Linked DNA regions of Homo sapiens: region 2 is linked to region 1. The links are chromatin loops, found by intact Hi-C in ENCODE. Cell type or tissue: B cell. All regions are shown on one strand. Links, peaks and the distances in the headings refer to the core of each region. The heading gives the core; the rest is flanking DNA.

Region 1 (4,744 bases), core at 743-3,242:
TCTGGACCTCAGCGTTTACATCTGCCAGGTGGATGTTTTCCCAGCTTGCATGATGACTGCTTCTTGTTGAAAGCATCTTGGAAAATCTGAAGCCCTTTCCACCTCAACAGCACAGGCTGGGCTGGTGTGCTGGGCTCATCCCTGTAATTCCAGCTGTTTGGGGGACAAAGGCAGGAGGATTACTTGAGTCCAGGAGTTCAAGACCAGACTGGGCAACACAGTGAGACCCTATCTGTGTTAAAAATAAATTAGTCGGGCATGGTGGTACATGGCTGTAATTTCAGCTACTTATGAGGCGGAAAGATTGCTTGAGCCCAGAAGTTCGAAGCTGCAGTGAGCTATGATCATGGCACTGCACTCCAGCCTGGGCAACAGAGTGAGATCCTGTCTCAAAGCAAACAAAAACAGCATGAGGCTGGGTACAGTGGCTCATGCCTGTAATCCCAGCACTTTGGGAAGCCGAGGGGGGGCAGATCACTTGAGGCCAGGAGTTCGAGACCAACCTGGCCAACATGGTAAAACCCTATTTCTACTAAAAAATACAAAAATTAGCCATGTGTGGTGGCACATGCCTATAATCCCAGCTACTCGGGAGGCTGAGGCATGAGAATCACTTGAGCCTGGGAGGCGGAGGTTGCAGTGAGCCGAGATCATGCCACTGCACTTCAGCCTGGGCAACAGAGTGAGACTCTGTCTCAAAAACAAAAAACAAAACAAAACCAAAACAGCACCAGATACTTGACTGCTAGATTGCACATGAGCAAATGGATTTGGGGCTAGAGATTGCGAAAGAAGCCTAAGCCACCTTCCAAGATGTGAAGTGTTGGGCTGCACACAGGGAAAGTCCAGAGAGGCAGGGTGAAACATCAGAACAAGTGACTTTGACTCCTGTTTTTGTTGAAGCCTCTCTGTGACACACAGTTATCCAGCTTGGAACATCTCTGGGTATAGTTTGGCTCCTTATCTGTGGCCTCTTCGAAAAGTGTCAATCATGAGGGTTGAAACACCCGCCTACATACACACACACTTAGTGAATGAATTGACACAAGCCTCCAGATTCTTTTTTGAGAGTAGAATAGCACTCACTGTCCAATAGAAATATGATGCAGGCCCCAAAGCTGAGCCATATATGCAATTTAAAGTTTTTAGCAGCTTCTTTTTTTCTTTTTTTTTGAGACGGAGTTTTGCTCTGTCGCCCAAGCTGGAGTGCAGCAGCACGATCTCAGCCGATCTCAGCTCACTGCAATCTCCGCCTCTTGCACCCAAGCGATTCTCCTGCCTGAGCCTCCCAAGTAGCTGGAATGACAAGTGTGCACCACCATGCCCTGCTAATTTTTGTATTTTTAGTAGAGACAGAGTGTTGCCATGTTGGCCAGGCAGGTCTCGAACTCCTGACCTCAGGTAATCACCCCGCCTCGGCTCCCAAAGTGCTGGGATTACAGGCATGAACCACTGCATCTGGCCATTAGCAGCCTCATTTAAAAAGGTAAAAAGAAATATGACAATAATTATAATAACATAATCAATATTTTAAATGATTGTTGAGGGCTGGGCACGGTGGCTCACGCCTGTAATCCCAACACTTTGGGAGGCCGAGGCGGGTGGATCACCTGAGGTCAGGAGTTCAAGACCAGCCCGACCAACATGGAGAAACCCCATCTCCCCTAAAAATGCAAAATTAGCTGGTCGTGGTGGTGCATGCCTGTAATCCCAGCTGCTCAGGAGGCTGAGGCAGGAGAATCGCTTGAACCTGGGAGACAGAGGTTGTGGTGAGCCGGGATTGCGCCATTGCACTCCAGCCTGGGCAACAAGAGTGAAAGTCCATTTCAGAAAAAAAAAAAAATTGTTGGAGTATTTTACATTCTTTTGCACCTACTAAGTCTTCAAAACCCAGTATGCCTTTTACACTGAGGGCGCGTCTCCATTCCAACTAGCCACAGCTGAAGTGGTCAGCAGCCACATGGGGCTGGCGGCCTGCAGGCCGGACAGCACCAGTCCAGGTGTATCCAGCGAGTTGCTGAGGATGGCAGGATGGAAAGGAGGAGTGTGAAATCGTGCCTGGAATGTCCAAGCGGATTTAATCTTATTGGTTAAAGATGTCCACTAGGTGGCGATATATGCAAGGAATGAAAATTTACTATGTGGCTGACATTGTTAATATATGCAATTATTTGTAGATATAATTCAGTATTTCCATCATCCCTGCAAGATGAGTAACAGGATGTTCACTTTGCGGATGAGGAAAATGAACCTTAAGCAACCTAGGCGTCTGGTGAAAGGGTTTCCAGCCAGCAACCGGAGGAGGCAGGAATCATGCCAGGTGTGTCTGGTGCCGGAGCCCAGAGGCTTCCCAGATCCGCACACTTCATGCTCACTCATCTGCCAGCCACACAGAGGTCCTGGATGTCTGGTGGGCGATGAGCAAGCGACAGAGAGTCCGTGTGATGAGGTTGCTCAGGCTGATGTGACAACAGTGAGAAGAGGCGTCTCATCTCATCCCTAACCAGACGGGGTTAGGGATGGCGTCTTGGAGCAGCCAACCGGAGAGATTGACATCGCTGATAAAGAGGTAGATTCACACGACCTCATCTTTGTCAGTGCACAAAATGGCTCCCTACAGCCCACTGGTGACCCGGCTGCAGAAAGCTCTGGGTGTGCGGCAATACCATGTGGCCTCAGTCCTGTGCCAACGGGCCAAGATGGCGATGAGCCACTTTGAGCCCAATGAGTACATCCACTATGACCTGCTAGAGAAGAACATTAACATTGTTTGCAAACGACTGAACTGGCCTCTGACCCTCTTGGAGAAGATCGTGTATGGACACCTGGATGACCCGGCCAGCCAGGAAATCGAGCAGGGCAAGACACCTGTGGCTGTGGCCGGACCACGTGGCCATGCTGCAGTTCATCAGCAGTGGGCTGCCCAAGGTGGCCATGCCGTCCACCATCCACTGTGACCATCTGAAAGAGGCCCAGCTCGGAGGCGAGAAAGACCTGCGCCAGGCCAAGGACATCAACCAGGAAGTTTATAATTTCCTGGCAACTGCAGGTGCCAAATATGGCGTGGACTGCTGGAGGCTTGGATCTGGAATCATTCATTAGATTATTCTGGAAAACTATGCATACCTTAGGGTTCTTCTGATTGGCACTGACTCCCACACCCCCAGTGGTGGCGGCCTGGGGGGAATCTGCATTGGAGTTGGGGGTGCCGATGCTGTGGACATCATGGCTGAGATCCCCTAGGAGATGAAGTGCCCCAAGGTGATTGGCATGAAGCTAACAGGCTCCCTCTCCAATTGGACCTCACCCTAAGACGTGATCCTGAAGGTGTGGCAGGCATCCTCAAAGTGAAAGGTGGCACAGGTGCAATCGTGGAATACCACAGGCCTGGCGTAGACTCCATCTCCTGTGCTGGCATGGCGACAATCTGCAACATGGGCGCAGAAATTGGGGCCACCACTTCCGTGTTCCCTTACAACCACAGGATGAGGAGGTACCTAAGCAAGACGGCCGGACAGACATTGCCAATCTAGCTGATGAATTCCAGGATCACTTGGTGCCTGACCCTGGCTGCCATTATGACCAACTAATTGAAATTAACCTCAGTGAGCTGAAGCCGCACATCAATGGGCCCTTCACCCCCGACCAGGCTCACCCTGTGGCAGAAGTGGGCAAGGTGGCAGAGAAGGAAGGATGGCCTCTGGACATCCGAGTAGGTCTGACTGGTACCTGCAACAGTTAAAGCTATGAAGATCCCGGGCGCTCAGCAGCTGTGGCCAAGCAGGCACTGGCCCATGACTTCAAGTGCAAGTCCCACTTCACCATCACTCCAGGCTCCGAGCAGATCCACGCCACCATTGAGCGGGACAGCTACGCACAGATTTTGAGGAATGTGGGTGGCATCGTCCTGGCCAATGCTTGTGGCCCCTGCATTGGCCGCTGGGACACGAAGGACATCAAGAAGGGGAAGAAGTACACAATCGTCACCTCCTACAACAGGAACTTCACGGGCTGCAATGATGCGAACCCTGAGACCCATGTCTTCGTCACGTCCCCAGAGATTGTCACAGCCCTGGCCATTGTGGGAATCCTCAAGTTCAACCCAGAGACCAACTACCTGATGGGCAAAGATAGGAAGAAGTTCAAGCTAGAGGCTCTGGATGCAGACGACCTTCCCCAAGAGGAGTTTGACCCAGGGCAGGACCCCTACCAGCACCCCCCACAGGACAGCAGTGGCCAGCACGTGGATGTGAGCCCCACTAGCCAGCGCCTGCAGCTCCTGGAGGCTTTTGACAAGTGGGATAGCAAGGACCTGGAGGACCCGCAGATACTCATCAAGGTCAAAGGGAAGTGTACTACTGACCACATCTCGGCTGCTGGCCCCTGGCTCAAGTTTTGTGGGCACTTGGACAACATCTCCAACAACCTGCTCACTGGTGCCATCAACATTGAAAACAGCCAGGCCAACTCCGTGTGCAGTGCCAACATTGAAAACACCCAGGAGTTTGGCCCCGTCCCTGACACTGCCCGCTACTACAAGAAACATGGCATCAGGTGGGTGGTGATCGGGGACGAGAACTCGAGCCGGGAGCACGCAGTGCTGGAGCCTCCCCACCTCTGGGGCCAGGCCATCATCACCAAGAGCTTTGCCAGGATCCACAAGACCAACCCGAAGAAGCAGGGCCTGCTGCCCCTGACTTTTGCTGACCCAGGCGACTACAACAAGGTTCACCCTGTGGACAAG
Region 2 (4,744 bases), core at 1,309-3,808, 240 kb after region 1:
AAACAATAACCAAAGCCTCCCGTTCCAATGGCTCTAGTCTTCTCTAGGCCTGTTACTGCTCCATCTCCACACTGCCCCATGCTCTACCTCAAAGCACCTTCCGTGATGGCAGGAGAACAAGGGGAGGCACCTCCTGCCCGCCTCCTGTGAGGCTCCTACCAACACACTCTGCCCCGGGCATGCGGTCCCAGGGACTTGCTGGGTTTCCCTTATTGGTCAGAGTTCATAGAGCTGGTCCACCCTCCGCAAGGGGAAATGAAAGGTGTCTACCTCTCACCAGTGGTTGTCTTGCACCTGACATATAGGATGGTCAGCTCAACTAGCAGACTTGGAGCCAAAGGACCTGGGTCTGGTCATGGATAAAATAAACTCACTGTGGGGCTTGGGACACATGCTACCATAACACACCCACATGAGATACACACACGCACACAAAACTACAAATATGATAATTCAGCTGAATTATAGTGGTGGTTTCTTGATACCCAAATTCGAATGCCGGCTTCATTTTGGAGTAACGACTTTACCACCTCCCTGCATCCCATCCACTTCAGTGTTGCACCAGGACACCCTCTCATACCTCAACTCCTGCCGGGCCAACAACAAAAATTCATGACTCAAGTCCTACCTCTCAAGCTTTACTCATTACCTCCTAAATCTGGTAATCCCACCCTCATTTTCTTTCCCCCCAAAACCCACGACTTCCTGGGAACCTTCCAGATGTTTCTCACCCCTACAAACAATTGGTGCCAATTTGTCACACTGCCTAAGCTACATAATAGCCTGTTCTACAATTTTAACAACCAGGGCTTTGACTTGTAGCAAAAGCCTTCAAAGCTCCACTGCCTGTAATAGTTTGTAAGTAGCTGGAGATGGATTTTAATCAGTCTATTGTGCAAATATCTGAAGCAATAAGACATCTGACCAGTGAGTGACAGGGTAACTGAGACACTACAACAAAAAAGTTTCACCAAAATACAACCTTCCAGCAAACAGAAAATGGGGTCTCTGCTTCCATCTGTGAGTATGGGTACAAATGCCAATGATTATCACACTAGCAGGGAACAGGGAGCCCCCAGCTGGCCACTAGGCTACAAATACTGCCCTTCTCTCATTAAAAAAAAAAAAAAAATTAGGGCCAGACACGGTGGTTCACTGTGGGATTACAGTGCCTGGAATCTGAACATTTTCAGAAGCCCAGGTAGCAGAATCACTTGAAGCCAGGAGTTGAAGACCAGCCTGGTCAACAAAGCCAGACCCCATTTCCACAAAAAAAATTTAAAAATTAGCCAAGTGTAGGGGCACATGCCTGTAGTCCCAACTACTTGGGAGGCTGAGGTGGGAAGATCCCTTGAGCCCAGGAGTTTGAGGCTGCAGTGAGCTATGATTATGCCACTGCACTTCAACCTGGGTGACAGAGTGAGACCCTGTCTCTTAAAATAAAAAACAAACAAATTGGCCGGGCGCAGTGGCTCACGCCTGTAATCCCAGCACTTTGGGAGGCCGAGGCGGGTGGATCACCTGAGGTCAGGAGTTTGAGACCAGCCTGGCCAACATGGTGAAATCCCATCTCCACTAAAAATACAAAAATTAGCCAGGGATGGTGGCAGGCGCCTGTAATCTCAGCTACTCAGGAGGCTGAAACAGGAGAATCGCTTGAACCCAGGAGGCAGAGGTTGCAGTGAGCCGAGATCACGCCATTGAACTCCAGCCCAGGCCAACAACAGTGAGACTCCATCTCAAAAAGAAAAAAAAAAAATGTAATTAAATCCTGTGGCACCCACCTCTCTTTGCACACACTTGGGGGAGGGGCAGATCTGTACAAAGAGTGGAAAACAGGCTAACAAGGAATCTCAGGTACAGAAATGGGACATAACCAGTCACAAACATTTGAGGAAAACCACAAGCGGAAAGAATAACCTTATATATTTTTCTTTCTTTTTTCTTTTCTTTTTTTTTTTTTTTTAACAGAGTTTCACTCTTGTTGCCCAGGCTGAAGTGCAATGGCACTGTCTTGGCTCACCGCAACCTCCGCCTCCCAGGTTCAAGCAATTATCCTGGCTTAGCCTCCTGAGTAGCTGGGATTACAGGCATGCACCACCACGCCCAGCTAATTTTGTATTTTTAGTAGAGATGGGGTTTCTCCGTGTTGGTCATGCTGGTCTCGAACTCCCGACCTCAGGTGATCTGCCGGCCTCGGCCTCCCAAAGTGCTGGGATTACAGGTGTGAGCCACCACACCCGGCCTCATTTTTTTTCGAAAGGAGAACCTGCACTTGGAAAAAACAGTTTAAAAGAGTGAAAATCAGTGTAACTAAAATATGTATAGGGATAAGCAAGAATATCACAGCATGAAATGAGAGCAGGCAGTTATGAAAAGAAAGCCAGGCTGGGCCAGGTGGCTCATGCCTGTAATCCCAGCACTGTGGGAGGCTGAAGCAGGCCTCACCTGAGGTCAGGAGTTCGAGACCAGCCTGGCTAACACGGTGAAACCCTGTCTCTACTAAAAACACAAAAAGTAGCCAGGTGTGATGACGCGTGCCTGTAATCCCAGCTACTCTGGAGGTTGAGGCAGGAGAATCGCTTGAACCCAGGAGGTGGAGGTTGCAGTGAGCCGAGATCTCACCACTGCATTCCAGCCTGGGCAACAGAGCAAGACTCCATCTAAAAATAAGAATAATAATAAGAAGAAGAATTAACTAGAGATCTTGGACACACAAACAGCTACTGAAAGAAAAAGAAACCCTCAAGAGGTGGGCAAAACAGCAGAGCGGGCACTGCTGAAAAGCAAACCAGAGAGCTGGAATAAATACGAAGCCAAGGAATTCTCCCAGAAGGTAACTTAAGGGATAAAATGATCAAAGCTTTATGAAAGACAGACAAAGAATTATGGAGGACAGATTTAAACGCCGCAGCATAATCCACAGACATTCATCCCATTGATTTGGCTGTAGTCTTTCCTGCCATCTTCTTAGCCAAAATTAAAGCACCTTAGCGGCTCTGCTTTTTCCCAATTACAATCGGCTTCCGCCCCGTGGTGCTGGTTTGGGCTTGGGGGTCCTGGGTGGGGACCCCCGGGGTTGCCCCGTGGTTCCCCTCTTAGCACTGTAACTTCCTGGGCGCCAAACAGGCTGCCCAGGCAGCCCGGAGGAGCAGCAGCTTCAACGCAACCCAGTACCCAGCCCTGCGACTCCCCAGCCACTCTGGAACATGCTGCCCGTCGAGCAGTGGTCCGAGGTGACCTTCGGGGCGGTGAGAGAGTCCAGAGGTCAGAGGAGGAGGAACCCGTCGGGCGGTGAGAAAGCTTTACCCCGCCCCCTGGAAGCCCACCGAGGGCAGGCAGATGCCAGGCGCGGCGACTTCATTTGCGTCTCTGCAACGCCCACCCTGCAGTGCCACGCCCCCGAGCGCGAAGCCTTCTGGGAGTTCTGATCCCGGACGACCGTAAGGTAGGGCCCTACAGACTGACTGGGGAGCCAGTTGGGGAAACTCGTGAACAGCAACTGCGGTGGCGGCTCCGCCTCCTTGGGGCTGGAGCTCCCCGACGGCCAATGAGGCGGGACACGTGGGCCTCCAAAACACCCTGAGGTGCCTGCCGGGCTGCTGGGCGCGCTCTTCTTGGCCCAGCCAGCCGTCGCCGCGCCCCTCCCTGGGTCCTCCCACATCCCCGGTTACAGCCTCTAAATGTAGCATTTGCGCCCTCACCCTGCACAGCCTTGATTTTCCAAAGATAGGCCTGGACTTTTGCAAACAGGGGGCTCTCCTCCTTCATGAGTCTTTCTGTAGCCTCATACCTACAGGCTATGTTAGAAATTACACCAGTGACTTGTAGGATCCTGGAGTAAACAGAAGCTGCTTTCGGAAATCTGGTACCTTGCTCGGTCCGCAGGTGCAAACTCAAAGACCTACTTCCAAGCTGCCGTCCATGTGCTGCCCAATGAAGCTGCAACACGTGAACCTCTGTGGAAGGCGCCCACCTTTTCTCCAGTCCTTCTCTCACTGAGTGCCCTATCAAAATGGAAGAATCCCTGAATGAACCCATTTCAAGTTTGAATTGTGGTAAAATATTGCAATCCCAAGTGTTGGTTGCCTACAGCTTCCTACTGATTTTGGCTGGTGTCTAAAAAGAAGGTACCCCCAAAATAAAATAAAAATAAAAACAAGGCCCAGAAATGTCTCCTGTGTTAGCCCAGTAAATAGTTGATTTTCTTTTCTTTCCTTTTTTTTTAGAGACAGGGTCTTGCCATATTGCCCAGACTAGATTCAAACTCCTGGGCTCAAGTGATCCTCCTGCCTCAGCCTCCCAAGGAGCTGGGACTACAGGCAGGCACCATGGTGTACTCAAAATTTTTTTTGAGAGGGAGTTTGCTCTGTCACCCAGGCTGGACTGTAGTGATGGGATCTTGGCTCACTGCAACTCCATCTCCCGGGTTCAAAGCGATTCTCTCCTGCCTCAGCTGCCCCAGTAGCTGGGACTACAGGCGTGTTGCCCAAAAGAGTCAAACTCTGTAAAATATTTTAAGAGATTTATTCTCTTAAATATGAGACGGCCAAATATGAGTGGCCATGTTGCGTGACATGTGCCCAAGGTGATCAGAGTACAGCTTGGTTTTATATATTTTAGGGAGGTATGAGACATCAATCAAATACATTTAAGAAATACATTGGTTTGGTTCAGAAAGGCGGGACAACTCAAAGCGGGGTGGCGGGGGTGGGGGTGCTTCCAGGCTATAGGTAAATTTAAA

The links. Peaks named below come from ENCODE experiments on the same cell type or tissue, not always from the same donor. Only the 100,000 strongest peaks of a DNase experiment are listed, where the experiment ranks them.
Region 2: it touches region 1 in a loop (10-fold over the local background); 13 of 110 quality-filtered maps call a loop at or near these places.

What each region holds. Positions count from the first base shown.
Region 1 is chr1:236,107,455-236,112,198 of GRCh38, forward strand. It overlaps the pseudogene ACO2P2. Among named protein-coding and RNA genes, the nearest start is that of GPR137B, 33 kb to the right of the region's middle. In B cell, for the core only: CTCF peaks have their summits at 2,112 (motif pointing right) and 2,312; a DNase peak (open chromatin) is centred at 2,107.
Region 2 is chr1:236,344,837-236,349,580 of GRCh38, forward strand. It overlaps a transcript of EDARADD not described here. Among named protein-coding and RNA genes, the nearest start is that of EDARADD, 47 kb to the right of the region's middle. In B cell, for the core only: no CTCF peak of the experiment used is centred there; no DNase peak of the experiment used is centred there.